Regions from separate parts of the Mus musculus genome. Here all the other regions are linked to region 1. Evidence: chromatin loops called from intact Hi-C (ENCODE). Cell type or tissue: left cerebral cortex. All regions are shown on one strand.

Region 1 (5,000 bases):
CGAGATCTGGAGGTCCACTTCCCGTCTTTGCTCTCCCTGGAGTGCGACTCTCCACGGTGGTGGAGCCCCCTTCTCCGCCTGCCGACCCCCTCCACAGCACCGAAAGAAGTTTCTAACCTGACTGGCCAAGAGTTCTCCTTGCGCCTTTAGAGCCCAGAGGAGACTAAATTAGGGAGGGGAGCGCCGGCGGAGAAGGGTTAATTTACTTTTCATAGACACGAGTAAGCAGCGTTATTGCAACAGCCCATCCCCTCCCCACACAGGCGCTCGGATAGAAAAAGACGAGCTGGGTGGCGGGGAGCCCAGAGAGAAGACTAGCTACTCTACTTCTTAAAGATGCTGCACCCGGCGCGCACACACACCCCTCTTCCGCGGCTCCAGCCCTCCTTTAGTAGCAGCCGCCACCAGATAACTTTGCGTCCGAACCTCGGCTAGGAGGCTCCGAGTGACTCCCTGGTCCGGGGAGAACTGGCACCGTCGCCGAAGCCTTTTCAAAATGAAAGCACCCTGGCGAAACTGCGGCGCTTCCGTCCCCGCCCGCCGCCCCGGCGCTCCCCGCTCGCCTTACCCGGGCTCGGAGCAGCTTCCCGGAGCGAGCCCCGAGAGGCCGGAGACCGCCACCCTCTGGCTGGTGCTGGGTGGGCGCACGGGCCGCAGGGTTGAGAGCTGGAGACTCCTGCCCCGCGCCGCCGCTGCGGTGGCCACCCTCAGATCTGGGCTGGGGAACCCTCGGGCCGCCGGGGGGCCCGCCCGCAGCCGTCCCGGAGACGCGGGCCAGGGAAGGGGGCCAACCGCGCGGCTTGCATGGCCCTCCCGGGCCGATCGGGAGGTCGCTGTTAACAAGTGCAAACTTTTGGGGCCCCCTGGGCAGCCAGGGGAGAACCTGCACGCGCGCCCCACTCAGCCCCTGGCCTGGGTGGGCTTCGCCGCTGCTGGTCCAGGCGCCTGAACATCCCCCTGGCGCGGCGCCGGCCAGATGGCGGGGCGCCTCACCGCCCCCCTGCACTCCGCTCCAAGTTAATGCCGAGGCTAAATCCTCTTGCCATCACTCACGGTCACCATCGGGGCTTTTATCTCCCGGTCTGATCCGGGCTGCGTAACTTCCTCTGTGTGGCTTTAACACACCATCCCACCACGGAGCAACGGTCTTCTTAAAGGTGCAGGAAGGAAATACTGCGAGGCTCCGGGGACGAGCTCGGCCCGGGGAGGGGCGCGGCGAACAGGGGTGTCCCGGCGGGCCCGCGGCCAGGGTGGCCCCAGCAGGCGGCCGCCGGAGTGAGCCTGCTGTGGGGGGTCGCTGCCTACACATCGCCTGTCGGCCCGAGGACCAACCGGTCCCTGAGCTCGGGGTGCATCCTCAGCGGACTCGGGTCAGGCACAGCGGAGCTGCATCTCCCTTCTTCCCAACTGTGGGGCCTGACTCGGTGCCAGCGCCCAGGGGTGTGGGGGCTGCCCCATCGGCACCAGGGAGGGGGCCAAGTGAGTCAGCCCCCACCCCCCACAGCCAGGGCTCTAGGCTGCTGCTCCTCGGTTTCTGTCTCTTTCTCTCTGTGTGAAGCGCTGCCACCCAGAAGGCCCTGAGCAGTGGGTAAAGGGGTGGGTGGGTGGATTTGGGGAGCTGGGGAGGGGGAGCGCTCTGAGCGCACAACCAAAGCATGAATACCAGCTGACACATCGCCGCCTCCAGCCTGATGGGCCCTGCTTTTGACGGAGAAGCCAAGCCAGCTCTGCAGGGAGCGCAGAGTAGGGGGGCAGGAGGGCCTTTGCTAAGGAGCTCTCTGCCTTCCTGGGGCAGGCCTGGGAGGACCACGTGGGAGGACTCCAGCAGATGCCGGGCAGAGGCCACTGAGTTGACTGCCCTAGGACAGCCCTGTGCTCTCTTCAGCCCCCTGGAGGCTTCCTGCCAGGCTGTGTGCAGGCTGTAAGAGTGCTTCCTGGTATTCCCAGGGGCGCTTTGTGGGTCTTTTGGGGGTGCTCCTGGTCCCCTTTGGGTGGGTTCTTGCTGCAGTATTTACGGAGATGTCATTTGGATGCATCAAGAACAAAGGACCTAGAGGGGGTGGGGTGGGGGGAGAGAGAGAGAGAGAGAGAGAGAGAGAGAGGGAGAGAGAGAGAGAGAGAGGGAGAGGGAGAGAGAGAGAGAGACTGGTCCAAGGTCACAGAGGGTGTCACTAGGTTGGCTTGTACCTCAGCCCCCACCCCACTGCCTCCACTCACACCCACTTTAACCCTTCCCTACTCCCAACATCTCCCCCTAAATCTTAACAGAGGGTTGTTCTGTTGGTTATAACATTTGGAATTTTGTGACAAAGCAAGCAGGAAATGAAGAATTAAAGATTGTCATTGGTAATAATGATGATGATAATAATAACAAACAATTTATAGAGTGCCTTTCATGTCAGACTGCATGCAAAGTGGCCTGTGTGCACTGGTCCCTAGTTCTTCCCCAAGCTGTGTGACTTAACCTCAACTTGGAGTTTAGAGACCTTAAGTGGCTTGGCCAAGGTCATGCAACTAAGTAAGATTTTGGTTTGGGAGATGGATCTTCATGTTCTTAATTGGATGCTCCCCCACTGACTGGCTTGCTGGATTATTTGTGGCATGACACAAGTTCTTTCAGAGCCTCAGTTTCCCTGTCTGTCGAGTGTGACTGGCAAGACCTTTCTTTTCTGAGTGCCAACTTGAACACATCCTCAGATTTCAAAGAAGGGCCACCCCACCAAGCTGTCCAGGAAAGCAGATGCAGGCCAATGTCCTCTCCCCTAATACACACATATTCCTATCCTGGCCTCAGTGTCTCCAACCAGAGGGAACTCCTTGGAGGAAGCAGGCAGACCACAGCCTCTCAGATTGTAAGCATTTGTGCCTCAGGCAACAGTGAAGGGCACACTGTGGGGCTTCTGCCCAGGGTGAGTGATGACCCTGTAGGCCTTTGGCCTGCTGTCTCCCCCAGGCAGGGCCATCAATCCCCAGCAGTGCCCTGCTGTTACATCATACAGTGTCTGGATGCCTTCAACAAGGCATGGAGAAGGATGCTTTTAACTTCCAGTTCAGATGACCCGGGACCCTGGGCTGGCTCTACTGAGTTTCAGGATGGCTCTTGTGACCCACGCATGCAAAGATGCTGCCGCGACAATCACAGCACGGGAGAGAGACTGGGCTTTCTTGGCCCCTCACCTAACTAGCCGTGTGCATTTGAGGAGAACTTTTCTTGCTCTTAGCCTCAGTTTCCCCGTCAGTGTGAAAAGGGGATTTATCTGGGAGTGCAGCCCCTGCTTTTCCATCCTGAACTGACTGAATTCCACAGCAGCCTCCAGGAAAAGACATTCCTTTCAAAGAACAATAAAGTGCCCAGGAATGAATAGGATTCCAGCCATGTAGAGGGACCAGGTGGCCCGGCCCCGTTCATTTCTAAACTGCATTAAGGTGCCTTCTGACAAATGACCTTTCACTGGCAGAGAAAGGCAGCTGAGCACCAGAGGCAGAAAAGTGTTAATGAACACCCCCACCAGAATCACCGATAGCTCCCTCTCTAACGCGGCCTAATCATCTTCATTGGTGGGACTCTGGCCCTCACTGTTCTGTTGTAATTCAAAGTGTGTGTGTGTGTGTGTGTGTGTGTGTGTGTGTGTGTGTGTGTGTGTGTGAAAATCTGTTACTGAAAAGCATTCTTGAGCAATGCAGCAATGTGGTACAGGCCTTTATTTTTTAAAAGAGATGTGTGTCTGAGCATGTATGTGTGTGCATATGCTTGTGTCACATACGTATAGAGAAAGACTATACAAAGGCTTTGGAGACATATATCAAGCCATAAGCCGGGGAGATGGGAGATGGGACAGGCTTTGTCGTAGATATCTTCCCAATGCCTTCCAAATCCTTTGCTATCAGGAAATAAACAACAGGATCAAGGAGTAACAGGAAATTATAAAGTCACATGCAAATGAAAATGAGCTCTGCAGTGAGAGGTGACAGATGAGGTCCAGCCCTCCTGGGATCCCAACACAGACAGACAGAAGGAGGGACAGATCAAGTGAACGCATACTACCAAAGGAAGTGAGCCTTGAGCTCTGAGCTGCCCACACATTCTGGCCACACCCACAGTAGCTGCACTCTCTGTGCCAGACCAAAATTCAGATTCTTAAGAAACCCTTGTCCCTTTGACCTTGATCAGTCGAGATATAGAAGAATTGGTGGCAGCTGCCTGGGACACATCTGGGACCATTTAGGGGTTTGGAGACATCCCAGGGTCTCCGATCTCTGCAGCCCATGTTGGTGTGTGAGATGAAGAGCGGGACTCACTCCCAAGGCATTCCCTAAGGTGAAGACTCCAGGCAGCAGCAGCAACTGCAAGCTGCATTCAGCTCCTCCCTGCCCGTTCTCAGCTGTAATCTCTAGATCATACTCCCATTAATTATTATTACCGTATTAATCATACATGTGATTAATTCAGTAATGGTGATTCATAATTGATTGCATTTTATATGGCGCCTTTCATCCACACATCTCCCAAGATGTGCACAGCCTACAACAAGACTCACATAGAGCAGGACGTGTTCTTAGCTCGTCTGCATTTTGTTGAATAAACTTCTCTTCACAGAGGCAGGGGGCTAACAGTCTCTGGGCAGACTGGGCTTGCCAGCCCTAGCTCCTGGCCCATCTCTCTGAGCAAAGGCATCCTGCCTTACCTGGTGTTGGCTGTGTTCTGGGAGTCCTGTAGACTCTAGTCCTTTGGCAGGCAAGTCCATATGAGACCCCAGACGCTGAGCCAGACCAGCTTTCCTCTCCAGAAAGCAACGCTACAAAGAGGCTCTGGGTCGGGGCTCTAGAGCTAGGCTCTCTGCTAGTGAGCGGTGTAACCTTGAGCAAGCTGCTTCCTTCCTGCCTCAATTTGCCTAAATCGCAGTGGCTGGCATTAATAATAGCCTCTCTCTCTGGACAGCTCTACTGTGAAACAATATGGAACTAAACCAATTAAATACCTCGAGCCTACCGTGTAGGAA
Region 2 (5,000 bases), 91 kb after region 1:
CCACCACCACACTATTATTATTGCATGGTATGGATGTTTGTGTTTATGTCAGGGGACAACTTGTGGAAATTGGTACTGCTTTTCTACTATGTTTGGCTTGGAGACTGAATCCAGGCTGTCTTTACCTGCTAAGCAATCTTTTATATTACTAAGCTTTAAAAAAGATGTTCTGAGATTTTTTTTTAAGTTTTAAATTTTATTTAATTATTTAAAAAATCTTTATGTGTGTGTGTGTGTATTTTTTTTTTCTGCTTGCATCTTTGTGTATGCATCATGGTGTGTTGGATGCCCAAACAGATCAGACCTCCTGGAACTGGAGTTACAGATAACTGGTTGTGAGCCACTGAGTGGGTTCCAGGAACCTAATTCAGGCCCTTTGCAAGAGCAACAAGTGCCCCTACCTGCTGAGCCAGCTTTCTAGTCTCTGGTTTGTTCCTTTGTATCGTACACACCTGGTTCTGTGGCATTCTGTCTGTTACAGTGCTGTGTAACCATTCATTTACATTGCTCTGTAAGCGTTTCCATCTGCCATCCACAGAGACTTTTCCAAGTCCACTTTCTTTAATGTTCCTGAGATGACAGGCTAAACTCTTCTTTCCCTGAAGCTTCCCCATAACCAATTCAGGTCCTGGGACTGGAGACTGAATCCAGAGCCTCACATATATCAGACAAACAGTCTACCACTGAGCTACATCCTTAGGTACAGCTGGTTCTTTTTGTTGCTCCTAGAAACCCCAGAAGGGCTCATCTTCCTGATTGATATGACGACACAATGAAGGTCAGCATCATGAACTCCTTCTTGCTCCTCTATCTTCTCTGTTCCAAACTGTGTGTCCATAGTAGACACGGCCGAAAAATAAGTAAGATGCCTTAAACTGCAGCACCAGATTTGGGAAATATTTTGTTTACACCCCAAACTCTCTTCTTTCTACAGTGTCTATGCTAGAAGTCTTTTCTTTAGATGTGTGAACTTTACTGGAAACCAGCCCCTGGAAGCTACAATTTCACATTCTCACCATTCGATTTTGACTGCTTCTATACTTCATAAAAACAGAATCTTAGGATATTTGTCTTTTTGTGTGTGACAGTTTTGCTTCCTATAGTTTTTTGTTCCAGTTTCATCTGTGAAATTGTCACTGGCAAATGTGTGCCGTCCCTCTTCATTTTATTTTATTTGTACGGGTATTTTGCTTACAAGCACACTTGTACACCACGTGTGTGCTGTGATCTTGAAGGCCAGAGTAGGGCAAGAGATCCCTTTGGACTGCAATTACAGCTGATTGTGAGCTGCCATGTGGATTCTGGGAACCAAACCCACACCCTCTATAAGAGCTGCCAGTGCACTTAGTCACTAAGCCTCTGCCCAGCCCCCAAACATGTCTTTTTTTTTTCTTTTGGTATAGCACCCATGCTGCACCTATGCTGACTTTTAAGTCCTAGACTTCTGATTTACTCTCAAGTTCTGGGGTTACAGGTCTTTATCATCACGCCTAAACAATAAAATGATTCATGAATCTGCAGATGTTATTAGGATGTTATCTGATTGGCATGTGTCAGAATTTCCCTCTTAGGAAAAAAGGTAATGTTAAACCTGAGAATCTAGAGGAGAAAAGACCAAATCCACTGTTGTCCAACTAAAGTAATCTATTTGGGGGTGAATCTAGAGTGGCTAGCCAGCTGACTCACCCCAAGTCAGGATTTGGGAGAGCAGCCTGTAGTGGCTATTCCTGGTTGTCAACTTGACTATATTTGGAATGAACTACAATCCAGAATTGGAAAGGCTCACCAGTGACCCTTATCTGGAGGCTTGGAGATCCTTATCTGGATCTTGGTATGGAGATCTTGAGCCATAGTGGCTATGGATTCCAGAAGATTGAATCTTGGAGTTTAAGGAACACACCTTTAATCTGGGCTACACCTTCTGCTGGAGACAATATAAGGACATTGGAAGAAGGGAGTCTAGCTCTAGCTCTTGCTCCTTCGCCTGCTTGCTGTGTGAGACTGAGTAACTGCTAGATCCTTGGACTTCCATTCACAGCTGCGACTGAACAATTGTTGGGAATTGGGCTGCCGACTGTAAGTCATCAATAAATTCCTTCACTATCTAGAGACTGTCCATAAGTTCTGTGACTCTAGAGAACCCTGACTAATACACAGCCCCTTGAGGTCCTTTTTATAGGAGAGTGCTCACACAGACGACTGTTAGAAAGATGCAATGAAAGGGAGGAACAAGGGGAGGGATGCTCATCTAGTGAATGTGGTCACGAGTTTAGTGTAGAGGTTGAAAACGTGTTTTGCAGCTTACCTAAAGAACAAGAACTTGGCAGGGCAGTGGTGGCACACGCCTTTAATCCCAGCACTTGGGAGGCAGAGGCAGGTGGATTTCTGAGTTCAAGGCCAGCCTGGTCTACAGAGTGAGTTCCAGGGCAGTCAGGGCTACACAGAGGAACCCTGTCTCGAAAAACCAAACAAAAACAAACCAAACAAAAAGAACAAGAACTTATTCTTTTTTTTTTCTTTTAAGATTTATTTTTATTTTATGTATGTGAGTACACTGTAGCTGACTTCAGATGCACCAGAAGAGGGCATCTGATCCCACTGCAGATGGTTGTGAGCCACCATGTGGTTGCTGGGAATTGAACTTAGGACCTCTGAAAGAGCAGTCAGTGCTCTTAATCGTTGAGCCATCTCTCTAGTCCCAGGAACTTATTCTTAATTACAAATAAAAACCCTAACTTGCAAGGACTTAACATGAGGCAAATAGAACTTATTCTTTAATTACAAACAGAAACTTTAGCCTGCACAGGACAGAGGAACTTATTCTTAACTGTCTTAACTGCAAACAGATCCCCTAAGCTGCAAGGTCTATTTTCCCTGTTTTGATCTTCCATTAACTTGAAAGGTATATTGTCCATTTTGATGTCACAGTATATATCAATTTGTATCATATATAATCACATTTTGCTTATTTGCTTATACGTTGGTAGATATCTGGCTCCTTTCACACTTGACTATAGTGAATGAGGTTGCGGTGGATATGGAAGTACAAACATCTCATTTAGACACTGCTTTCAATTCTTTTGGACACATACCATAATTTCTATTATTATTATTATTGTTAATTTACTTTTTGGACACAGGTCCTCATGTAGCCCAAATGTTTTCTATTTCCTTTTAAGTTTCATAAAGAAAAACGTTTTGAAACTATATAGAATACCTTGCTGTTTCGAAAAAACATCAATTGATTCATACCTTAACCAATTATTTAGGCTGCCAAGTGGCAGTTTTCTTGTATCACTCTGCCTTCATTTATGTGTTGGCATTTTACTACAGGTAAGAGAGTTCTTCCCCTTTATTTATGAATATGGACTCATTCATGTACTCTGGGGACATTTTATTGTTTTGAGAAATTCCTATGTGACTGTTCAAATTTTGGAGATACACAGTGGGCTTCTGCATTTCTTTGTCATTCACTATTAAGCAAAAGGAGAGGACAAAATGACTTCCCTAGATGGAGATCATAACTTGTGGTCAACTCTCTCATTCAGTCAGACTGGCGCTGTTTTTCCAAGTTCGCTAGAGCTTCCTGGATGGGAGCCACGTCGCAAACTACACATCCCAATACCCTCCTAGGACAACGTCATCACGAAGCGCCGCGCGCCGCTCAGGCTGTGGACTCTGGAAAGCCGGCTGTGACAGCTGCAACATGGCGGACGTGCTGAGCGTTGGTGTGAACCTGGAGGCCTTTTCGCAGGCTATTAGCGCCATCCAGGCGCTACGCTCTAGCGTGAGTAGGGTCTTCGACTGCCTTAAGGATGGCATGCGCAACAAAGAGACGCTGGAGGGCCGCGAGAAGGCCTTCATCGCGAACTTCCAGGACAACTTGCATTCCGTCAACCGGGACCTCAAGTAGGTACTGGCTGAAAGGATCGGGGTTGAGGACCCTTCTGGCACCTGTCCCGCCCGGATCCCGCGCCAGTCTGCCCAGTCACGGGCCTCTCTCCTTTATTCACAGTCCGCTGTCACTTTCGCTCATCTCCCGGTCCTAGTCAGCCTCTCAGGGACTCCTTGTCTCCCGTCCCGTTACCTAGTATTCATTCTGTTGGCCATTTCGTCCTGGTTGTCATCTGTGGTCCTCGGTTCCCGCTGTAGTGGTCCTATCTGATGAGGAAACCTCTTCTCAGGAACTTCCACCTCGTCGATCTTATCAGACCTTTTCCTTGGGCTCCATCACATCGGGCCAGTCTCCCCATCAACACTGTCCCAGGCCCAATTACGTACCTCTCGATCCGATGAGCTCCAGTTCCCATCCTCAGAGCCTAGAATTCATCAGTTCCACCTCACCTCATTCTCAGACTACCTCCGTTACCTTTGCCTCTTTCCATTTCCCCTCCGAAGCCACCTGCTCCTCACTGCCAGTCACCATCATTCCTTTTGTTTAGCTCTTTTCTCGAGAGATACAGTCTTACATCTATTAGGATGTTTAAGAGGAAGAATTTATTTAGGTTCAGTTTCAGAGGACTCAGTTCACTACAACGGGAAAGGAATGTTTGAGCAGGTTAACCCCTAATAATTGGGGATTACATATTTCCCTCACGGGACTCCTTTTACATCATTAGTGTATTAAGAGTTTGCTGAGAAGACATTACTCAGATGCCATGCATAGAAGGCACTTTGGATTTTGAGACAGGGATTCTCAGGGTAACAGTCTTGGTTGTCCTGGAATTCAATTTGTAGACCAGGATGGCCTCAAACTCACAAGAGATCCTCCTGCCTCTGCCTCTCTGGATTAATCTGCTGGGATTAAAGGTGTGTGCCACCACACACAGTTTAGTAGGCATGTCTTCTGTGCCTGAACTTGTGTTTTCTTCCTGTCTTAGAAATTAGAATGGAAGGACTTGAGGTCTCCCCCCCCCCCCCAGACAGGGTTTCTCTGTATAGCCCTGGCTGTCCTGGAACTCACTCTGTAGACCAGGCTGGCCTCAAACTCAGAAATCTGC
Region 3 (5,000 bases), 210 kb after region 1:
TTTGAAGCTTTGACTTGCAGTAGAAACAGTTACAAGAAAAGATTCGATTCACTTTTGTGATCTCTTTTTTTTTCTTTGATTCAGTCTGATTAAATCTTTCCAGTTTAAATGAAACCAAGTGTTTCTTGAGCATGTTTTGTGTAGAGACATCCCAGGGGCTGGAGATGGGAACTCTAAACTCTCCTCAAGGAATTATCTGATGAGTCAAAATATAACAAGACAGCCGTCATACAAAAACACACTTGCCCTGGAGTGTTTTGTAGTTTCCTAGAGTGTGCTGACCCATTAGGACAACGAGTACATGTGTGCTTATGGTTTTGTTCCAACAGAACCAAGTGTGTGTACAAGGATGGTGGTCACTGCGAACACCACCTCTACATTCTCAGGACAGTAAAGTACCACACAGAAATGAAATCTTATTGTATATGCAGGCAGCAAACTGACCGAGCAGGCTAGTGTGCACACGTGGCCGATCTTCAGCAGGGAGGGCATGGGAAGGGACACTGCTAGAATTGGAAATGGCCTTCTCCTCTCTCGTGTCCATTCATCACCTCAAGCCCTTTAACAAGATCCTGAGGGCATGAGTGACAGGTGACAAGGTAGCTAGTGTTAAAGTTCCTGTTTGCAGAAGTTGAGCCTGGGTGGTTTTGTTGTGGAATAGACTTTCGCCTTCCTCTCGTAAGCATTTGAAGGGTTCACAGAGAAGGTAGTGAAATCACTGTTAAACCAGTTGCCTGCCATGGTGACTATCAAGTCCCTGTACTCACTCAGCACTAGAGGACATCCACTGGAGGAACAGAAAGGGCAGAACTGTCAAGTGGTGGCATGCTATGACTGTGCGTCTGAAAATGTCCTCACTTCACTTACAACCACTGGGTCCTCACAGACCCAAGGGACATACTCTAGTCTTTAAGAACTCTCTGCTCATGGACTCTGACCCTGGGCGAGCCACTGGAGCTGCCTTTCCCTCCCTTGTAAAGCAGGAGTTTTGCCCTGCTCTGCTCCCTTCCCAGAGCTGGGCAAGGGTGAGTGAAAGATCAGAGAGTGCAGCTCTCTGGCTCTTGGGAGAGCCAGCTCAGCTGTCCAGTCCCCTCGAAGCCTGGTCACTCTGTAGCAACACTCGTGAACTTGACAAGTGTAGGCCTCTTGTAAGTGTATTAGTGCAGAGATAGGGCAGCTTTACAGAGAGTCCTTTCCCTCTCTGAATCACTCCAAGAGGTGTGTGTCTAAGTTAGGGTTTCTATTTCTGAGATTAAAAAGCAGCCCGGGAGGAAAGGGTTTATTTCATCATAACTCTCAGATCACACTCCATCTCTGAGGGGAGCCAAAGCAAGAGCTGAAGCAGAAGCTGTGCGGGGACACTGCTTACTGTCCCATTCCTGACACCTGGCTCGGCCTGCTTTCTTATGCAACTTAGGGCCACCTGCCTAGGGGTGGCACCATCCATAGTGGCTGGACCCTCCTTCACCCATCATTAATTTAAAAAAAAAAATGGTACAGACCTACGACAGGCCAGTCTAAATAGGCGTTTGCTTAGTTGAGGTTATTCTCCCCAGATGACTCTAGGGTGTGTCAAGTTGACATAAAACTAACCACTACGGTGTGTGTAAAAAGTCCCCTTTCTCAGCTATTGGATGGATCACAGGGCCCCCAATGGAGGAGCTAGAGAAAATATCCAAGGAGCTAAAGGGATCTGCAACCCTATAGGTGCAACAACATTATGAACTAACCAGTACCCCGGAGCTCTTGACTCTAGCTGCATATGTATCAAAAGATGGCCTAGTCGGCCATCTCTGGAAAGAGAGGCCCATTGGACTTGCAAACTTTATATGCCCCAGTACAGGGGAACGCCAGGGCCAAAAAGTGGGAGTGGGTGGGTAGGGGAGTTGGGGGGTTGGGTATGGGCGACTTTTGGGATAGCATTGGAAATGTAAATGAGGAAAATACCTAAGTAAAAAAAAAAAAAAAAAGTCCCCTTTCCTGGTAGCATTTGACGGGTGTAGTTCGTGAGATGTCAGGGAACCTGAGAAGCTGCTGGACCGACAGCAGCCAGGCTTGACTGGCCTCGTTGTGTGTTTGGTCTCTATGCTGGTCAGCTTTTGGAATTGGAGGACTGAGTACTTTGCTTCCCTGGGTGTTCACCTGAGTGTATAAAGTGATCATGTGCACACATACATGAGCTACAAAGTAGGGGGCAAGGTTACCCACCCCTGGCCACTCTCCTTCCCGGGAAGCCACTCTTCCCCAACTTGCCAACCCTCTTATGTAGATGTGGAGTTTCACAAGGAGATGTTTAAGTATGTGAGCATCCTCCTTAGGAGGAGTCAGCTAGTGGCTCTCATGTTGGGATGGGAAGGGCATGTTGAGAGATGGAGTGACTTGAGCAGGTGCTCCTGTTTCTGTCCTCAGCATATCCATCCCTGCCTTCCAGCACACAGTTTAGCAACTGCCTTTCATTTCTTGAGAGCAGCCAGATATCTTGCATAGTAGCCTTAGTACCGACATTTTACAAATGTGGATGCAAGCAAGTTTGGCCTGCATCTCCAGGCCCCTCCTTCAGCATCAATGGTTGGTTGTTGTTTCAGCCAGCCTCACTCCTGTGGAGTCATTAGACAAGCCCCCATCTGCTCAGCCCACTGTCAGAGGCCACTCAAGCTCATAGGTATGGACAGGTGTGGGGAGAAGTCCTCACTCACTTCCAGATCTTGCAGATGTCTCTCCATGGTCACTCCTGGCTTTATCCTCTCTGGAAAATTAGTTTATTAGTACATGTATCCCTAACTCTGAGGGTGTGTATGGGCGGAGAAAATGAACAGCATGAATCTTACACACTGTGTGGGGTAAATGCTATTTAAATCCGGCTGGAACAGCTAAGCATCGCACTAGCATGAGATCATTGGCTTGGGGCCAGGTTTGTTGTGTTTGTGGGTGGTTCCCCCCCCTCTTTTGAGGAGGGGTCAGGCTTAGAGAGCTAAGCCATCTGTCCAGTATAATATTTTAAGTCTTTAATAACAAATCATTTGCAATATATCTTACTGCGTAGAGGAGAAAATGAATATTTTGCAGAAGTGTTATCTTTAGAAACGTCTTCCCCATTCCCTTTTGTTATCGTTTTGGTGGTGTTGTCTCCATTTGATAGTGCACATCTTTGTACTACTGTTTTGCAGAATTAATTAGTTCATTAAAAGTGGCATTTTAAAACCGGTGTGCCGGTACAGTGTGCTTCTTTAGAAGGCTTTTGCTTCTAAAAGGCATTAAGCTTCTACAAGAACAGATGCAGGGGTTCTGTGGACAGACATTAAGCCTCAAGACTTGAAAGGCTCTGTGTTGCTTTCTTTGAGGTGTATTTTCAATGAGCTCTGGCTGCCATTGTGCATGCCTTTCCGTGGTTAATGTAGTGACCTCTGCCACACCTTGCCTCTTCATCCGCTGCAGAGAACTGTGCATCTCATTGCATAATGGCCTAGCCTGGGTCCATGTGGCAATCTCTAATGTACTGTCTACCCATTCAATGAGTATTCAAGGAGCACCAGGCACTGTGGCAAGGCGCTGGGTAGTACAAGGAAGAGAGCAGTCACATGACCCTCCAGAACACTGCAGGGAAGTAGGACTTTAAAGAAATAATCACTCACAAATTGTGTAGTTAGAAATGTGCAGAGGTGACAGAATTTGAAAGTGCTGTGTGGGGTAGGATGTACTGATGGAGAGATGTGAACAGGACAGGGCCAGGGAAGGCTTTCCTGAGGAAGTTAGCCTACGGAAGAATAACCAGGGATTTGTGGTGGGCCTGGCTGGGCAAAGAGTGCTTCAGGAAGATTGCTCAGTGTAAGGAAGGGGGTGGCAGCTGAGGCTGGAAGGGAGGGAGCGATAGCTGCGTTGGAGGCTCGCCTTGGCCTCTGAGGACTTGAGACTTGAGTCCTTTCTGAGCCCTGTCTCAGGAGTGGTTCTGAAAACAGAGGAGGCTTTTCCTAGACAAGCAAAGACCCCTAGAAGGCATGGGTTGTGTGGCTTTGCCCTGCAAAGCTGGCACCTCTTGTCAGATCACAGCCTGGTGTGGAGAGAGGAGTTGTTACAAGAGCTGAGTGCTGAGAGGACGTGGGAGGAAGGGACGCTCACACACTGATGGGGACCGGATGTGAGTGCAATGCCAGGGAATAGCAGGGAAGGTCCTCAGAAGGCTAAAGCAGAAGCACCATGTGACTTAGCAGTCCCACCTCTCAGTCTGCGCACAGGCAGTAAGAGGAAGCATCTGCACTCCCATGTTCCTGCAGTTTTAGTCACAGTAGTCAAGATCATCACATGTGCCCATCAACTTACTAACAGATAAAGAAAACATGGTGTGGGCACAATTGGGACTTTGACAAGAAGGAAACCCCATCAGTATGAAGGAACATGAAAGTCGTGTGTTAAATGAAATAAGCCAGTCACAGACAGATTAAATAGTCCAGGGTGTCTGTCATTCATGTGTCAAATCTGAAAGAGTCGAATTCCTAGGGGAAGACTGTACAACAGTGGTTACCAAGGGCTTGGATGGGAGAGCGAATGGGGATGTTACCTGGAGAGCACGATTGTTAGCAATAAGCTCAAAAGATCCATTAGAGCATAAATGGCTAGAGTTAATGATAGGTTATCACAGTCTTGAAAACCGCTGACAGAAAAGGTGGTATGTGAGGAAAAGCACGTGGTCATTAGTTTGATAATAGCCATCCCATAATGTGTGTGTGTGTTTCAGAGCACACTCACAGGGAAAAAGAGGTGCAGTTTTTAATTTGTCAGTTAAGTAATAAGCTCACATAACAGCTCCATTACAGAAGTATGACTTTAAGATCCACACAACTATTATAGTTGTGATTACTTCAGGACTGTGTGATACAGTGTTACATACATACATACATACATACATACATACAGGCAGGCAGGCAGGCAGAATGCATACTCTACAAAGAAAACCAGAGACCTTAATTTTGGAAGGGTCTAGACAAGGATACTTAAATCAGGCA
Region 4 (5,000 bases), 55 kb before region 1:
ACCCAGGAATATACAGGGAAGGTGGCAGGAAGCATCTTTGGGAGGGGGATCTGGACGGGGTCTCAGGTCCAGGACACTTCTGTAGCATGTGGCTAAGGCTTGCCCTGTCAGCTTTGAGTCCCCAGGAGGCCTGTGGGCAGACAGTCAGTGAGGCAAGGGCATGCTAACATCTGACTAGGTCTCAGGGCAAGGAGCTGTCTGAAGGATGCCTGCATGCTGAGGCTGACTAGGAGGGCAGGGTCATGCTGCAGGCTGCATTTACAGAGGGAATGCAAAGGTTCCAGGCTGGCTAGAGTTCCCTTGAGGGCCTATGGATGAATGGAGTCATACAGGGATCTGGATATGATGGCATGGGACAGAACCTTCTTCCCATGCTGCTTTGGAAGAGGGAAACTGGCTACTGTCTCTGCAAATTCCTACAGGACCCAATCTTCTTACTAGCTTGGACCTCCCACAAGTTTGATTGGCACTGAATTGCTAGTTTCAGCAAGACACTGGGCACCTATCTCCTGGTTTCCTCTGGTCTCAGCCCAGCTTTTGAATCTCACTGTTCAGTTTAAACCAAGGAAAGCCACCTCTGAGCCATTGTGGGACTTTTTACTCTCCCTCCCACAAATGTTTTTGGTTTTGTTTTAAGACAGGGTCTCGGGATTGGTGGAGGAGTAACGGGGAAGTGGGATATCATTTGAGATGTAAATGAATGGAATGATTAATAGTAGTAATAAAAAGACCAGGTCTTGGGTAGTTCAGGCTGATCTTGGACTCAATAATTAGCTAAGAATGACCTTGAACTTCTGGTCTTCTGACCTGGAATTACAGTCATGCAGGTCCACACCCAGTTGATGCTGTGCTGAGACTCCAGAGCAGTTTCTTCCTGTGCGAGCGCACTTTACCAACCAAGCTACATATTCAACACAGGTTCTCAGGCTGACCTTCCAAATGACTCTATCAACTCCCATGACTGCCTAGGTCAAGGACCTGGAATAGCAGAGGTCAATCTGAAGGGCCACTTTTCCTTCAGCGGGATAGACCATCATTGTGTCCCTTCTAAGGGACTCAATACCCCCATGCCATTACACATGAATGCTGGCCACCTTCTGAGCAGCTATCCCTAGAGGACCTCAGCTCCCTCTCTTGTGATGATCAGGGTGGTGCTGACCTGGTCTCCGTATGGTCAAAGGCACACGAGAGTCTGGAGAAACACCCATGGGTCTACCTGACCCGACTTTACCTTGGTCCTCCTGAGACACCGGGAAACATCCTCCAAACGCCCCCAAAGAGTGACCCAGGTGTCCCAGATTCCATTCCAACCAAGACAAGCCCCTGGGCCACACCTCCCAGGGGAGCCAGGACAGGCTATTTGTGGCAGCTGCTTCTCCTGCCATGTGCCTGCCCACTGTGCCTGAGTTGGCTTCTGACTCATCCCAGCTTTTAGCTCCCTTGGGGCTGGAGAGACTCAGCTTAACCTTGACCCAGCTATTCTGGGAGGGTTTTCTGAGTTGATACCAACAAGCTAGTTCTGTCCTGCACCGTCTTTCTCCGGCAAACTGGAGAGGAGGTGGGAAGCCTGACTCAGGCCACCTTCTTACCTTGAAATTCTTCAATGGGTATCACCTGAGGAGATCTGGGCTTGAGCTCGAAAAGCGTAGAGTCCTTGGCTTGGGAAGGGACAGCGACAGAGATAGCTACAGCTTAGAGAGATGAGAAACGAGTTCTTACACCTGCTACGGTCCAGCCACGGAGGAAGCCATCCATACCAAGGGAGAAGCTAGACCAAAGCTCCCGAGTGCCTTGGGCTGGCCCCAGGCAACCATGTTACCTGTTCACTTTCGAGGTAGGGAGAGACTACATGGCCCTCAGGTTTAAGATGTGGTTCTTCTAAGAGTCCCAGGCTAAAGCACCCTGTAGCCATGACAGTGGGTACCTACTGCCGCTGGTCCCTCGAGAACACCTACATATCCTCTGGAGCAGTACCCAAGTACCTTCTTCATCTCCTAACACCCTCTACCTGCTGCTAAGACATTTGCTGACACGGAGAGATATTTGGCCCTTCTGCTCTTTCCCCCGTCCCCTAATCTCTCCTGGTCATCAAGTCCCCAGGCTAAACCTGGCATTAAAGACTGCATCTTGGGGTTGGAGAGATGGATTGTTCAGTGGTTAAGAATGCTTGTTGTTCTTAGAGAGGACATGGGTTCAGTTCCCAGTATCTGTGTGTTAGTTCATAACTATCTGTAACTCTAGTTCTAGCATTCTTCTGACCTCCATGGGCACCAGGCACACACGTGATACACATACATACGTGCAAGCAAAACATACACATAAAATAAATACATTAAATATTTTTTGTTTTTGTTTTTGTTTTTGTTTTTTGTTTTTGTTTTTGTTTTTGTTTTGTTTTGTTTTGTTTTTGAGACAGGGTTTCTCTGTGTAGCCCTGGCTGTCCTGGAACTCACTCTGTAGATCAGGCTGGCCTCGAACTCAGAAATCCGCCTGCCTCTGCCTCCCAAGTGCTGGGATTAAAGGCGCTGACCACCATGCCCAGCCATGTTAAATATTTTTAAGACTGCATCTTCTTTCCTTTGGAGCACATTCTTCTACTCTGGCTAGGATGGGTCCTTTGCTGTCCTCTAAAGTGTCATCAAGCCAAGAACGCAGCAGCACTACCCTTCCCTGCCTGGAATCCCACCAGAGCCCTGCTCCATTCTTGGAGGTAAGCATGCTGTTATTATAGAAAAAAAGGCTCTGTGCTTCCCTCTAGGACTCTGTGGCTCTTCAGTGGGGCCAGGGCAGGAGATGACGCATGTATTCATCTCTAAAGAGGATGTGTTGATTAAGGAACCTCTAGGATGCTCTAAGAACTTCTGACTCTTCAGTTGTGCAACCATTTGCCAGTAGAGGGCGCTCAAAGCCTGCCTCACTGCTCATTCATTCCGGAGGGGGGAGAGTTGGGGGGTTGGAGGGGGGAGAGTTGGGGGGTTGGAGGGGGGAGCTTGTGGTGTTGGATGGGGTGGGGCAAGGGCAATAGAACCTAGGACAAGTCAGCTGGGGGACAGCTTAGGACAACCTTCCTCTCTGAGGAGTCAAGCTAGCCCAACTTAACCCACATCCATCTATGGCTACCGATGAGTCCCTGTCCTGGGTGTTTCCCCACAGTAGGAGAATAATTAATTCTCTTGACCTGGTCCTGGGGGGCTTCTACATGGTTCATGCCTTCACTTAACTGGTTAGGCTGCTGGGTCTTTGCCTCAGACTTTCTCTGTCACCATCATAACTCATAGCTACGCCTATTCTGGTCCATCTGACCCTCTCTGGGTGCCATCAGCTGCCTAGGTATCCTACATGTGCCCCACATTGTGAGGAGGGAGAAGTGATGTTCCTGTTACGAAGGACGTCCTTCTCTACACTCTGAAGCCCTAGGAGAAGCGTTACAGATGTTACCTACTGGCTTCCAATAGGGGTAGAGTTGGGAGTAAGGGTAAAGGGGTAGCTACAGGCCTTTTACCTCATTGCTTTGACCCTAAGTTCTGCCACCCCACGACTTTCAGTTCTTGGGGCCCCCCACCATATAAGCCTGCTACCCCTACTACAAGGGAGGGTCTAAAATGGAGCTCCTGGGGTCTCAGGTCTGGCATAGGCCCTGCCCCCATACCTTCTGCACTGGAGGACACCTGGGGCCAGAAGGAGCTGTCCCCAAGGGGGGCCATAGTAGGTGGCTTGGTCTGACCTTGGGAGGAAGAAGAGAAGAAATGAAGTCATTTGAGGGATGATGCCCCTACCTTTCAGAGGCTCCTATAAGAAGCAGTGCTACAGGCTGTGTCTACACTGGCTGTAAACCAGGGTCCAAATTCACTCTATATACTCTATACTATAGCAGCTGCAGAGGCTATGCACACGCTGGAAGCCTGATGAGAGGAGGCCCCCATACCTGAGGCTCTATGGGTTTTGGATAGTTCTTCCTTCACTGGGCACTGCTTTTAAAAACCCTTCCCTGTTTGTGTGGTTTCTGTTCCAGTTTAAGAGCCAGCTAAAACAGGTCCTGTGTGTGACCTCAGGCTAATGCTGTACTGTGGGACAATGTCCTGGCCAGGATGATAGAGCCATTGAGAAAAGTTCTAGAAGGTTCCCCAGAGTGTCCTCTTTTCTGACCACTGCCCTTCCACCTCATCATGAGTCACCAAATGTCCCATCCCTAACATTCAGTTCCCAGAGCTGGACACAAAACACGGAACACAGGCAGCAACCTCTTTGCCAAGTTCAAACGGCAGAACCGCGAGAAGATTGTGGGGGTGGGGGTCAGGGGAAACTGATGTCTTCCCTTCTGGAAAGGGATTATTCATGGTGGTTGATGGAGAAAGAAAAAAGAGAATCTACCAGGTAAAAAATGGTGGGAGATTCCCAGCTGGGAGCCTGAAGCCTTTGGACATCAAATTGACATTAATATGGTATTCAGTGAAGAGATAAGGCCGCAGGACTGGAATTGGCAAGGGCTTAATTAGAGCCCTGGTAAAACCACCCCGAAGGCATCTTGCTTCTGAGTTTGGCTCCCCCCACTCCCTTGAGGAGGCTGGGAAGGATTAGACTCTCTAGCCCGGCTTCGGCTTCCGGGATGGCACTGCCTCCCTGATAGCATCTGGGGCTGGGGTTTCGAGGCCCAGCTGGGCTGTAGCTAAAGAGGTCTGAGAACCCGGTGGAAAGCCCTGGGTCCAGGAAGAGAAAGCTTCTGAGTGCATTTTGCTAGGACATGCTCAGGTGTCCTGTGTTATGTGCCAAGACTACACAGAGGACCTTTTGGAGTCAAGAACCCATACTAGCTAGGTCTTAAAGGTGGGACACCTCTAAGCACCTGAGACTTCAGGGCAGGATCCCAGGATGGCAGAGGGGGCAGGAGTGGATGGAGTGAGCCAGCCCTGTGTTCCTGCTTGGACTGTGGGAGCTGTTTTTCCCTCTCCCCCCTTCTGTCTCTCTCTTTCTTAAAAACTGGCTTTATCGAGGTATAAATT
Region 5 (5,000 bases), 150 kb after region 1:
TTCCACACTGATCTCTTCCCCTGGGTGGGCACAGTAGGGTATAGTCATGGGTATAGTCATGCTCGCACTCTCTCTCTCTCTTTAATTTTTGAAGGATTTTATTTATTTTACATATGTGAATACACTTTCGCAGTCCTCAGATACACTAGAAGAGGGCATCTGGTCCCATTACAGATGGTTGTGAGCCACTGTGCTTGCTGGGAATTGAACTCAGGGCCTCTGGAAGAGCTGTCAGTGCTCCTAACCTCTGAGCCATCTCTCCAGCCCCCAGTCATGTTCTTGATCTTCCCTCATGGATACCGTTCCCCTGCCCAGCTGCTGCTCCAGTGTGGTTTGGTTGCTTGCTGGTCTCCTCCCAGCAGATTGGATTGGATGCTTTGAATAGAATTGGATTGGATGCTCCACCACAGCTTCAGAGGAAGTGGGCATTCTTCCAAGCTGCCCTTCTTGGGCTAGGGCTGTGGCCAAGTGTATTGTGTCTGCCTGGCATGCATCAAGTCCTATGTGTGGTCTGTAGTGGGAGGGAGAGAAGAAGGAAGATACGTGGGAGGGAGCAATAAGAGAATGGGAAGGGAGGGAGGAGGAGGAGAAAAGACAGGTGGAAGAGGAAAGTGCATCAGACCTCTGCCCCAGCATAGCTGTTCTGCTTTCTAGCTGTTTCTTCTTTTTAGCCTAGCTATACTTGGCTTTCTCAAGACCAGAACTCATCCTTGTCCTCTAAATCTTTTGTCCAAAGCCAGCTTTCCAGTCATCATCTTGTCTGGGCGCCTTGTTGGTAGTGGCCATCAACCTCAGCCTGTCAGTAGCATCCGCAGATTACATATTTCAGTATATGCTTGCTGCCAGCCCCTGCTCAGCGCTCTCTGTTCACCACTCACCAACTCTCTCAAGGCCAGGCTTCTTCTGCAGCAACAGAGTGGTGCTGAGAAGCAGCGTCACCCTAACGAGACAAGAGGCTTTGGGGTTCGGGGGTGGACTGATGAACCCGCGCTCAGGGCACAGGCTTCGAGGGCCTTTGGCCTGTACCTGGGCAGATGACTACATACCCACACAGCCTCAGAACCAAAACTTTTCTCTGCCTGAATCATGTTGATTGGTCAATAGGACATTCACTCTGATATGTTGCTTGTTTTGAATAAAAAACATCCCTACTGGGTGACTCTTTTTGCTTCAAAGGGTGAAAAAAAAATCACAGCCCTGTATTTGGGGTGGGGTGGGGGGAGTTGTGGCACCTAGGGCTGGGCCCCCGAGTTCAGTCCCTCGCACCACCAAACCAAACCAAAATTGAAACCAGTGAAAACCCTTCGATGGTCCCACAAAACAAGTGAGTGGTCCCGTGGGAGGGAGGGGCTGTGGAAGGAGACTCTGGTCTTGCCTCACTGAGATCTTTGTGATCCTCTCTTGGTGGCTTAACACATCAAGGTTGAGCTAACAAGCCAGGCATTTAGGTTGAGTGCAGATTAAAAGGAGCAGTCTCGACAGTCTATTAGAAGGCGCTTCCCAGCTGATGCTCCACTGCCTTCCATTTACTGTGCTCCAGGGCTTCTGAGGCCCCACAGAGTCATTCTTCTTGTTAGTGAGAGGTCTACAAAGATGGGCCAGGAGGCGTCTCTGCCCGCCAGACTGTCTTCCTTTACTGTGTGAGGAGAATTCTAAGTTGGATTTCTTCTCGGTGCAGCTAGCAGCTGCTTCTTCCTCCTCCTTCCACTCTCCCAGTTTGTTATCCGGTGTGGGTAGGGGGACAGTACTTGATTTAAAGAAGTGTTCAGTTAGCTAGCAGGATGAGGCATTTCTGAGTATAGAGCCTTCTCCAAACCTTGGACAGCTTTGGTCTCTTCCTCTCTGCAGAGTGATAGGCTCTGTACTTGAGGCTGAGAATGGCGCCCTCTGCAGACTTGGAGAGCAGCTCGTTCTCTACCTGTGCGCAGAGTGCCAGGCTTGACACTGTCCACATCACACCACTTCATCCTGAGGTGTCCTTGGCCTTCTTTGTCTGTCAGTGCCATTCTCCACAGAAATATGAAATAAGAACACCCTCCCACCCCCATAGACATCCACCTTAGGGAGTGAGTCATTTGACATAAAGACAGCTCTTAGTCCCCCTGGATGAACATTGTTGTTCACAGTGGTCTGATAAGATAAACACAGGCTCTGAAGAGAGGAGAAACTCAGGACCCTTTATGTGGAGCTAGCCATCTGACTGTAGGGCTCTGTCTCCTGCCATGAGGCCACACTGGCAGGCTCTGCCTTTGCTGTTCCATGACAGTGTGGAGGACAGCATCTGCTGCCTTGGACCACTGTCTCCTCTTGACCTCAGGCACCAGCCTCCTGACTCCTTTACCTGAAGAGATGATGCAGCTCATCAAAGGATCAACAAAACCGTGCTTTCTAAATGTCTTCTCCTGTTTCCTGCTTTTGGGGGGTCTTGCAGGCCTCCAGACTAAGGGGCCATCAGCTCTCCTCTACTCCTGCCCTCTCTGCCTCTTCTGGGCTTTGCAAACCAGTGGTTATGTGACTCCCTCCTTTTGCCGTCGTTGTCCCCCGGCCCCCATATGCTGTGGTTGAATCTGGTGCATCGTGCGTGGTAAGCACATGCTGTACCACCGAGCTGCACCCCAGCCCATGTGTGTGCTCTCTCCACTGCCCTGCGCTCCTTCCCACATCTTCTTATGGTAAACAAGCACTGGGAGAAGGCAGGTCAAGTCCTGGCTGGCAGCCATTCGCCCCGCAGCAGACTACTGGTCAGTGGGGAAAGGGAAAGCAGGGGCTGTGTCATGGCATTGAGTTGGTGCTTACCTCAGAAGCAGGCAGGGCATGACCTGGAAGGCAGAGGAGTGGAATATTTCCTTGGTGAACTCTAAATACAGCAGCAGCGGCAGCAGTGGTGTAGCACTCATTTTTCTCTCTGAAGGAGCCATCCCTTCTCTGACTACCTTTAAAAGAAGACATTTATAATGATTTAGCCACATTCTTATTTTCATTAGATTGCTAATCTTTTAGAGATCCTGTCTCCTAGTTTACAGAACCTGTCACAGAGCCAGTGCTAAGCTTCAGTTGGTGTCTGAAACTGGAGTTCCCGTTTCTTTCGTTTCTCCGTTGCATCGCCTCCTTTCTCTTTTCCCCATGCCTCAGCCATGAATGTTATGAGGATAATAAAGTTATCTGTCAGCTCGAGTTGGGTACCTGTCAAGGCTAACCCAGGCCTGGGGTCCACAGGATACTCCTGCCCCTCTACTGCTAGCTTTAACTGGAGACTCTGAGAGGAGTGAAACAGTTATATCACAAGTGGACTTAAATTCACAGGCATGGATTTTTGCAGTAGAAAGCCAGGCTCAGATTGTATTTTCATAGAGGAATCTTTATTATTTTTATTTTTTTATTTGCATGTGAGCATGCATAGTGACATTTTTGATAACTCTGGAATTTTGTTTCTTTTTAAACACAGAAATATAAGAATATGTATTTGCTTTAATCCCATGTATGGGGATATGGGGCTGCTTCAAACTGACCACAGCGGCTGACTGGTTTACCTCATGCTCTAACAGAAGCATGGTTTTGCCAGCTTCAGATAGTGTCTGCAATTGTGTGACATTTGGAATTCTGGGAAGTTGTCGAAGGGCACTGAGAGGTCAGGTTGAGGGTTGTTGATCTTTTAGGGAAGTTGGTTGCAGTTTGTTGATAGCAGTGGTCAAAGAAGAAACAAAAGGAAAAAAAAATCAAATTCAGAGATTTTCCTAATTCCTCTTTTCCCCCATCCTTGTTCTTCTATCCAGTGAAACTGGGGGGAGGATAAAGGGTGGGAAAGAGAAGAACCCATGGAGTAGTAGAGGGTGGCTGTGCGTGTGTGTGTGTGTGTGTGTGTGCACACGCTTCTGTGGTACGTGTGTGGAGCTCAGAGGACAGGTTGCAGGACTTCTTCTCTCCTTTTACCATGTGGGTTTCAGAGATGGAACTCAGGTCATCGGTTTTGGTAGCAGGCAGCATTACTTTCCAAACTATCTTGTCAGCCAGAGAAGTCTTTACAGTAGGTGAGTGGACATTGTGCCTTCCTGAGGGCAGGAGTGTCAGGGTAAATAGCTAGTGTAAGCACAGCTGCTGCTGAAAGCCTGAGGGGCTTCTGCCTCCAAGGGGATGATGGGCACGCAGGCCCACTATGCTGTTTGTACTTCATGGCTGCATCTTAAGTGGCAGTCGGTATGTCATTGTAGTTGAGGCTGTGCTCATAGACCGTAACACATGAGTGGCTTGGACAACAAATACTTCTTTTTTAATTTTTAAAAAAAATTTTTTTTCAAGACAGGGATTCTCTATGTAGCCCTGGCTGTCCTGGAACTCACTCAGAAATCCGCCTGCCTCTGCCTCCCAAGTGCTGGAATTAAAGGCGTGCGCCACCACTGCCCAGCATGACAATAAATACTTCTTAAAGCAAGGTTACAAAGTCCCGAGATCAAGGTCTCCCTGCAGATTTGCTACCCGGTAAGGATGGTCTCCCATGTGTGGCACTGGCTACCCTCTTGATGTATTTTCATCCAAGCAATAGTTCCTTCACAGGGTGACCTCATCTACTGTCATTATTTCTGAGTACTAAAGTGGGGCCTTCAGTAGACTAGAGTAACAGAATCATCAGCCTATTAGCCATTTAGCTCTTTGTGACCCCTGTGTGTTACCTGGGTAAAAGCTTGGTGTGATACTCAGTGGTTCTTGGGAGACACCAAAACATCTTGTCTTACCTCCCCTTGTCCATTTTTTACTTAGGGGTCTGCTTATCTTCCTTTTTGTGCCTGCCTGCCTGCCTGCCTTCCTTCTTTCCTTCCTTCCTTCCTTCCTTCCTTCCTTCCTTCCTTCCTTCCTTGGTGATATCCCCATGATGGCTCTACCTTCAGTTTTAGCTGTGTTAAGTATGTTTTGTTCCTGAATGTTCAGCTACATGAGTGATTTCTCCTCTTGCTGATTGGCATTTTGAAGTGTGATTGCATGCATACAGCTGTGGTGTAAACAGG
Region 6 (5,000 bases), 65 kb after region 1:
ATAACCTTCTGTCTCCTTTTTTGAAACAGCATTTCTCCCTGACCCTGGAGTGTATCAATTTAATCTGGCAAGGTTGAAGTCCAGTGAAACCCAGGGGCCCTCTTTTCCCCACCTCCCCTATTCTGAGATTGCAGTGTTGTTGTTTTTTTAATGTTGGTATTGGGAATCAAACTGAGGCTCTTGTGGTTTTGTGGCATAGATGATCAACCTCTCTTTGGATGCCTTTGATGCACTTTAGCCCTGGGCACACCAAAGATTCTCTAAGTCCCAAGATATGTGCCTTTCAGCTGGGTGTCCACTGATGACTTCGTGAATCATTTTTTCACTCTTTTTGTCTAGCTTTGAATATTGAACTTCTGGGTTGTGTGGACAGAATAACAGCCTTCAGTACCTGTGCCTCAACCCATGATGCCTGTTGGATGAGTTGCTTGTCTGGTTATGGCTTTGGTAGGGAGATCATGTGGAAGGATCTGAAGATGAGAAATTACCGTGGTTATTTCTTTTGGCCCAGGGGAATCATGAAGATCCTTATAAGCACAAGGCAGAGATGCTACAGTTAGGAAACCATGACAATAGCAGCAGGGGCTGAGAGATGTACCTTGGAGGAAGGGCCAGGAGCCAAGGAATGAAGGAGGCTTTTAGAAGCTGGAAAAGGAGGCTGGAGAGAGGGCTGAGTTGCTCAAGTGTGACGACCTGAGTTTGGATTGCCAGCACCTATATAGAAAGCTAGGCATGGCAGTGCATACCTATAATCCTAGCGTGAAGGAGGTGGAGACAGAAAGATTTCCCAGACTTGGTGATCAGCCACTCTAGCCAAATTGGGCAAGATCCAAGTTCAGTGAGAAAATAAGGTGGAGAGCAGGTATGAAGACATTTGATGTCCACCTCTAGCTTACACACACATGCACGCACACATGCACACACACCCCAAAACCACACACCCATACCCATATATACACCCACACCCACGCCCACACATGCATACATACACACACAAAATAGAAACTGGAAGAGGCAGGGAAATAGATTCTCTCCTCAAGCCTCCAAAAGGAACACAGCCCTGCCAACATCTTGCTGAATTTCAGCCCAGTGAGACTCATTTCAGACTCAGGACTCCCAAAAGTTGAAGATAACAAATGTGTGTTATTTAAAGTTACTAAGTTTGCAGCCATTTGTGACAGCAGCCACTGAAAACACAGGCAGGAACCAACAAGCATCCACTAAGTGGCTGATGCTCCTAGTGTCTTGTGTCTTGGCTGAGGCTGTCCTGAGTCTTCATATGCTGGGGCTCTACTTTACAGATAGTCTCTCTGCATGCTCATTCTCACCAAGGGACTGTACGTGTATCATTTCTTCATGTCCCCATCCACTAGCTGGCATTCCCCTAGGGTGGGTGTCATAGATATCTGGGTCTATAGTCTTGGGTCTTCTGTCCTGAAGGTATTAATAAGAGTATGCTGGGCAAATGACAAGATGAGTAGATGAGCTGTCCCAGACAGCCCTGGCAGCAGGAACAGTAGGTCATGGGAGTCATCAGTCATTTCCCAGAAGTGAGATGCAAGTGAGGCCCGGTCAGTTCCCGAGAATTCAGGGGCAAAGCCAAGATTTGAAGTCAGCACTGTCTGACTTGATGGCCTTAAAGCCCATGTGTTCAGCTCCTCCATGGCCAGAACATGTCCCTCAAAGTCTGTGTGCTGCAACCTCAATCCCCAGTACAACAGTGTTGAGAGGAAGGGACTGAGAAGAGGTGTGCGCCTGCTCCGGGGCTTGGCTCTTGTGAGGGGGTTAATGTCGTTACTGAAGGAGTGGGTTGTTACAAAAGTTTGGTCTGGGGAGATGGCTCAGTCAGGAAAGGCTTGCTGTACAAGCATAAAGAACTGAATTCAAATCCCAGCACTTACATAAAAAAATAGGCATGGCAGTAAACCCTTGTAATTCCAGCACTAGGAAGGCAGAGTGAGGGACAGGCCGAGGCAGGCTGGTCTCTGAGTTTGAGGCCAACTTTGTCTACACAGTGAGTTCCAGGATTGCCAGGGCTACACAGAGAGACTCGGGGGCAGAGAGAGAGAGAGAGAGAGAGAGAGAGAGAGAGAGAGAGAGAGGTGGAGGGTGACTGAAGAAGACACCTGATAATGACCTCTGGTCTCTCTACACAGTCATGAACATATGAACACTTTCATAAGCATGTGGGTGCATGTGCACATGCATACAAAGTGAGTTCAGCTCCATTCTGCCTGGGTGGGCTCTCTCTCTCTCAGATACACACATACACATACACATAGGTACACACATACACATTCATACACACGCTCATACATCTGTATACACAAAGGAACAAACGTATTCACACATATATACACATACACACATGTACACACATAGGTACACACATGCGCATTCATTCACACACTCATGTGCCTGTACACACAGAGAAACACAAATATACACACATGTACACACATATACATGTACACACAAAGGAACACACACATACATGTACACACAAAGGAACACAGATGTATACACAAAAACATGTATACACAAAGGAACACACACAGGTGCACACATGAATATTCATTTGCACACTAGTATTCAGGAACACACATGTACACACACAGGTGCACACACGTACATTCACTCATACACTCATACACACACACACACACACACACACACACACACACACACACACACACCGGGCATACACACAGACACTTCTGATTTCCACCATGGGGTTTCATAGGAAGAAGCCCTTCAGCAGATGCTGGACCTTTATCTTGGATTCCCCCATTCCAGAACTCTGACCAGTGAATCTCCGTCCTTCATAAAGATCTCATCCGTGGGTACTCTGATACAGAAGCATAAAACATTACGACAACCACTAAACCAAAATTGTCCCTCCAGACTGTCTTCCTCTGGCCTCTTCCCACCTGACTGTTCCCACCCTTTGCTGACTTCTGCCCAGAGACCTGCCACTCCGGAGGCAGGAGCATCTTAATTAGGCCACCCTGCAGCTGTTAAGGGAGCTGCCTAGTCCCGGGTGGAGGTGGAGGCTTCAGTGACGAAACCCGCACTTAGCTATGCAGGGGGCTAGGAGCCATGGGAGCTGCCAAGTCACTCCGGGATTCTCAGGATTGGGCTGCGGTCCAGAACTGAGCGTCATCCTTATTATTGTTTTATCTAATCTGTTCTGAAGAACAACCATTTTGAAATTGGGCAAAAATACTGCCTAATATATTTAAACATATATATTTTTATTTTTGTATCATTTTAAAAATAAACCCATGGATGTACATTTTCCAAGCGCCTGCCTGCTGGATTCCTAATGTAATACAACATGACTCAGAGCTAAATTTAAAGAGAGAAGCACATATGTTTAACGCAGGCACCAACTTTCAATCTGGGGAGAACGGAGTCAAAGGGATTTTTTTTTAGCGTACGAGTGGACCCAGTGCAAAGTGAATTATCTCCAAGCCATCTGGGAAGTCTGGTGTTTTTCAATGCCTTCACGACTCTAATTTTAAGCCGTTATTTGGCCTTTAAATAACAATATCTTTTCTTTCCATTGGCTTTTGCACCAGATTCCGTATTTATTGCGATATTGACTCCAGAAAGAGACCTATCTTTGGGAGCAAAAAAGAGCAAAGTTATTGAACACATTACTCTGCAGATTGGCTCTGGAGTTGGGGGGGGGGAACAGCAGTCTGATATTTTGCAAATGAAGTTTGACATATTCTGGGATGGCATATTGCACTCACCAAAAACAAGCTGGTTGTGCCCAGAGGGGAAAGCTTAATTAAAACCCCTCAGCAGCTCGAGACTCGAGGAAAGACTCGGGTGTACTGTAAGTGACCTTCAGCATGCTCTTCAGACTCTCGTCAAAATGGTCTGATTCTGACCTAGAAGCAAGACAGCAAGCAGCCACACAACATGGAAATCGTAGCTCTGCCTAAGAGTGTCCTGGGATGTCAGCCAGAGGATCTCAGATAAATGTTCCTGTGTCTTTCCTGAATAGTATCAGTCCTGGGGACACCAGTACCTTTCTGACTATAGAAAGTCCTTCATAATATCAGACTGGAGCCCTTCCTCCCTAAAACTTCTCTGTATGTGGACTCTTGTTGTTTCCCTAAATAATGCAGAGGTCACTTCTCTCTGATCGACACGACTCAGTTCACCAGCCTGACCTTCTTCCTGCCCATCATCTCTCTCCCAATCTATGTACACTCAGCTCCACCAAGGAAAGAATAGGGCACTTGGGCAGACATTCCAGGAACAGTCGCATTGAAAACCCAACCATGGCAACAGGAAACCTGCTTGAACCTCCATAAGCCAGACTCATCCACTAGTCTTTTGATTCTGCTTTATTCCCAACCCTTCCATTCTTTCCTCTCTGTGTCCTCTCAGAAGACATGGCCTGGCTGGAGCCCAGATTCTAAGTAGTAGAGAGGTTCTCAGAGGGAATGACCTGGAGACTTTACACACTATCCCACCTGACAAGCCTTGGGCCCTCCACTTACACTCCAGTTCCTCCTATTCAAGGAGAAAAACAAGCCCCAAACTAGCTTGCCCTGGGTCTGCTAGCTTGTTGTGGCTGTAGAGTCCCAAGGCGGTTCCACTCCCTAGTAATGTTGATCTGTAGTGTCCGTGTAGTCTCGCCCTGAACTCTGACCTCAGCTCTCTTTTTCCTCTTGCCCTCCCTCCCTCCTGTGCTCCCAGCATCTGCTTTCTGTGCTGTCCTTCAAGGCTTTTTTCTTGCTATTCCTTCTCATTGGAATGCCCTTCCTTCCTATTGATGACCTCATAGCTTGACACCAGGGACACCCGAAAGATCTTATTGGAACAACTTACCAAAATAGCCGCCAGGGGTTATTTGATGGTTCAGAGGGCAAGCCTGTTGCTGTGCAAGCCTGGTGACATGGGTTCAATCTCCAGAACCCACGTGAAGGTGGAAGGAGAGAACTGTCCTCTGACAGCCACATCGTATGCCCTGGCATATGTGT

Evidence for each region. Hi-C counts contacts between places; a loop is a spot of excess contacts. Peaks named below come from ENCODE experiments on the same cell type or tissue, not always from the same donor. Only the 100,000 strongest peaks of a DNase experiment are listed, where the experiment ranks them.
Region 2: a loop joins it to region 1, with 2.8 times the contacts of the local background. A loop is called at or near these places in 6 of 42 quality-filtered maps.
Region 3: it touches region 1 in a loop (3-fold over the local background); 2 of 42 quality-filtered maps call a loop at or near these places.
Region 4: it touches region 1 in a loop (2.0-fold over the local background); 7 of 42 quality-filtered maps call a loop at or near these places.
Region 5: it touches region 1 in a loop (2.7-fold over the local background); 4 of 42 quality-filtered maps call a loop at or near these places.
Region 6: a loop joins it to region 1, with 4 times the contacts of the local background. A loop is called at or near these places in 2 of 42 quality-filtered maps.

What each region holds. Positions count from the first base shown.
Region 1 is chr2:29,251,897-29,256,896 of GRCm38, forward strand. It overlaps 6530402F18Rik (RIKEN cDNA 6530402F18 gene), which reads right to left and starts at 1,097. Exons shown (of 2, transcript NR_029460.1): 1 at 569-1,097. In left cerebral cortex, CTCF peaks have their summits at 605 (motif pointing left) and 1,883 (motif pointing left); DNase peaks (open chromatin) are centred at 369, 552, 1,156 and 1,592; H3K4me3 peaks cover 2,004 bases; H3K27ac peaks cover 1,937 bases.
Region 2 is chr2:29,343,139-29,348,138 of GRCm38, forward strand. It overlaps Med27 (mediator complex subunit 27), which reads left to right and starts at 3,672. Exons shown (of 8, transcript NM_026896.5): 1 at 3,672-3,909. The coding sequence starts at 3,707. In left cerebral cortex, CTCF peaks have their summits at 2,518 and 3,553; a DNase peak (open chromatin) is centred at 3,645; H3K4me3 peaks cover 1,342 bases; H3K27ac peaks cover 506 bases.
Region 3 is chr2:29,462,418-29,467,417 of GRCm38, forward strand. All of the region lies in intron 3 of Med27 (mediator complex subunit 27), which reads left to right. Among named protein-coding and RNA genes, the nearest start is that of Mir133c, 10 kb to the right of the region's middle. In left cerebral cortex, no CTCF peak of the experiment used is centred here; DNase peaks (open chromatin) are centred at 2,859, 3,481, 3,853 and 4,154; H3K27ac peaks cover 1,591 bases.
Region 4 is chr2:29,197,225-29,202,224 of GRCm38, forward strand. The region is part of intron 4 of Ntng2 (netrin G2); the gene reads right to left. Among named protein-coding and RNA genes, the nearest start is that of Ntng2, 48 kb to the right of the region's middle. In left cerebral cortex, CTCF peaks have their summits at 2,869 (motif pointing right) and 3,078; a DNase peak (open chromatin) is centred at 2,892.
Region 5 is chr2:29,402,441-29,407,440 of GRCm38, forward strand. All of the region lies in intron 2 of Med27 (mediator complex subunit 27), which reads left to right. Among named protein-coding and RNA genes, the nearest start is that of Med27, 58 kb to the left of the region's middle. In left cerebral cortex, a CTCF peak has its summit at 1,884 (motif pointing left); DNase peaks (open chromatin) are centred at 437 and 1,741.
Region 6 is chr2:29,317,242-29,322,241 of GRCm38, forward strand. No RefSeq gene overlaps it. Among named protein-coding and RNA genes, the nearest start is that of Med27, 27 kb to the right of the region's middle. In left cerebral cortex, no CTCF peak of the experiment used is centred here; DNase peaks (open chromatin) are centred at 1,042, 3,118 and 3,372; H3K4me3 peaks cover 268 bases; H3K27ac peaks cover 1,501 bases.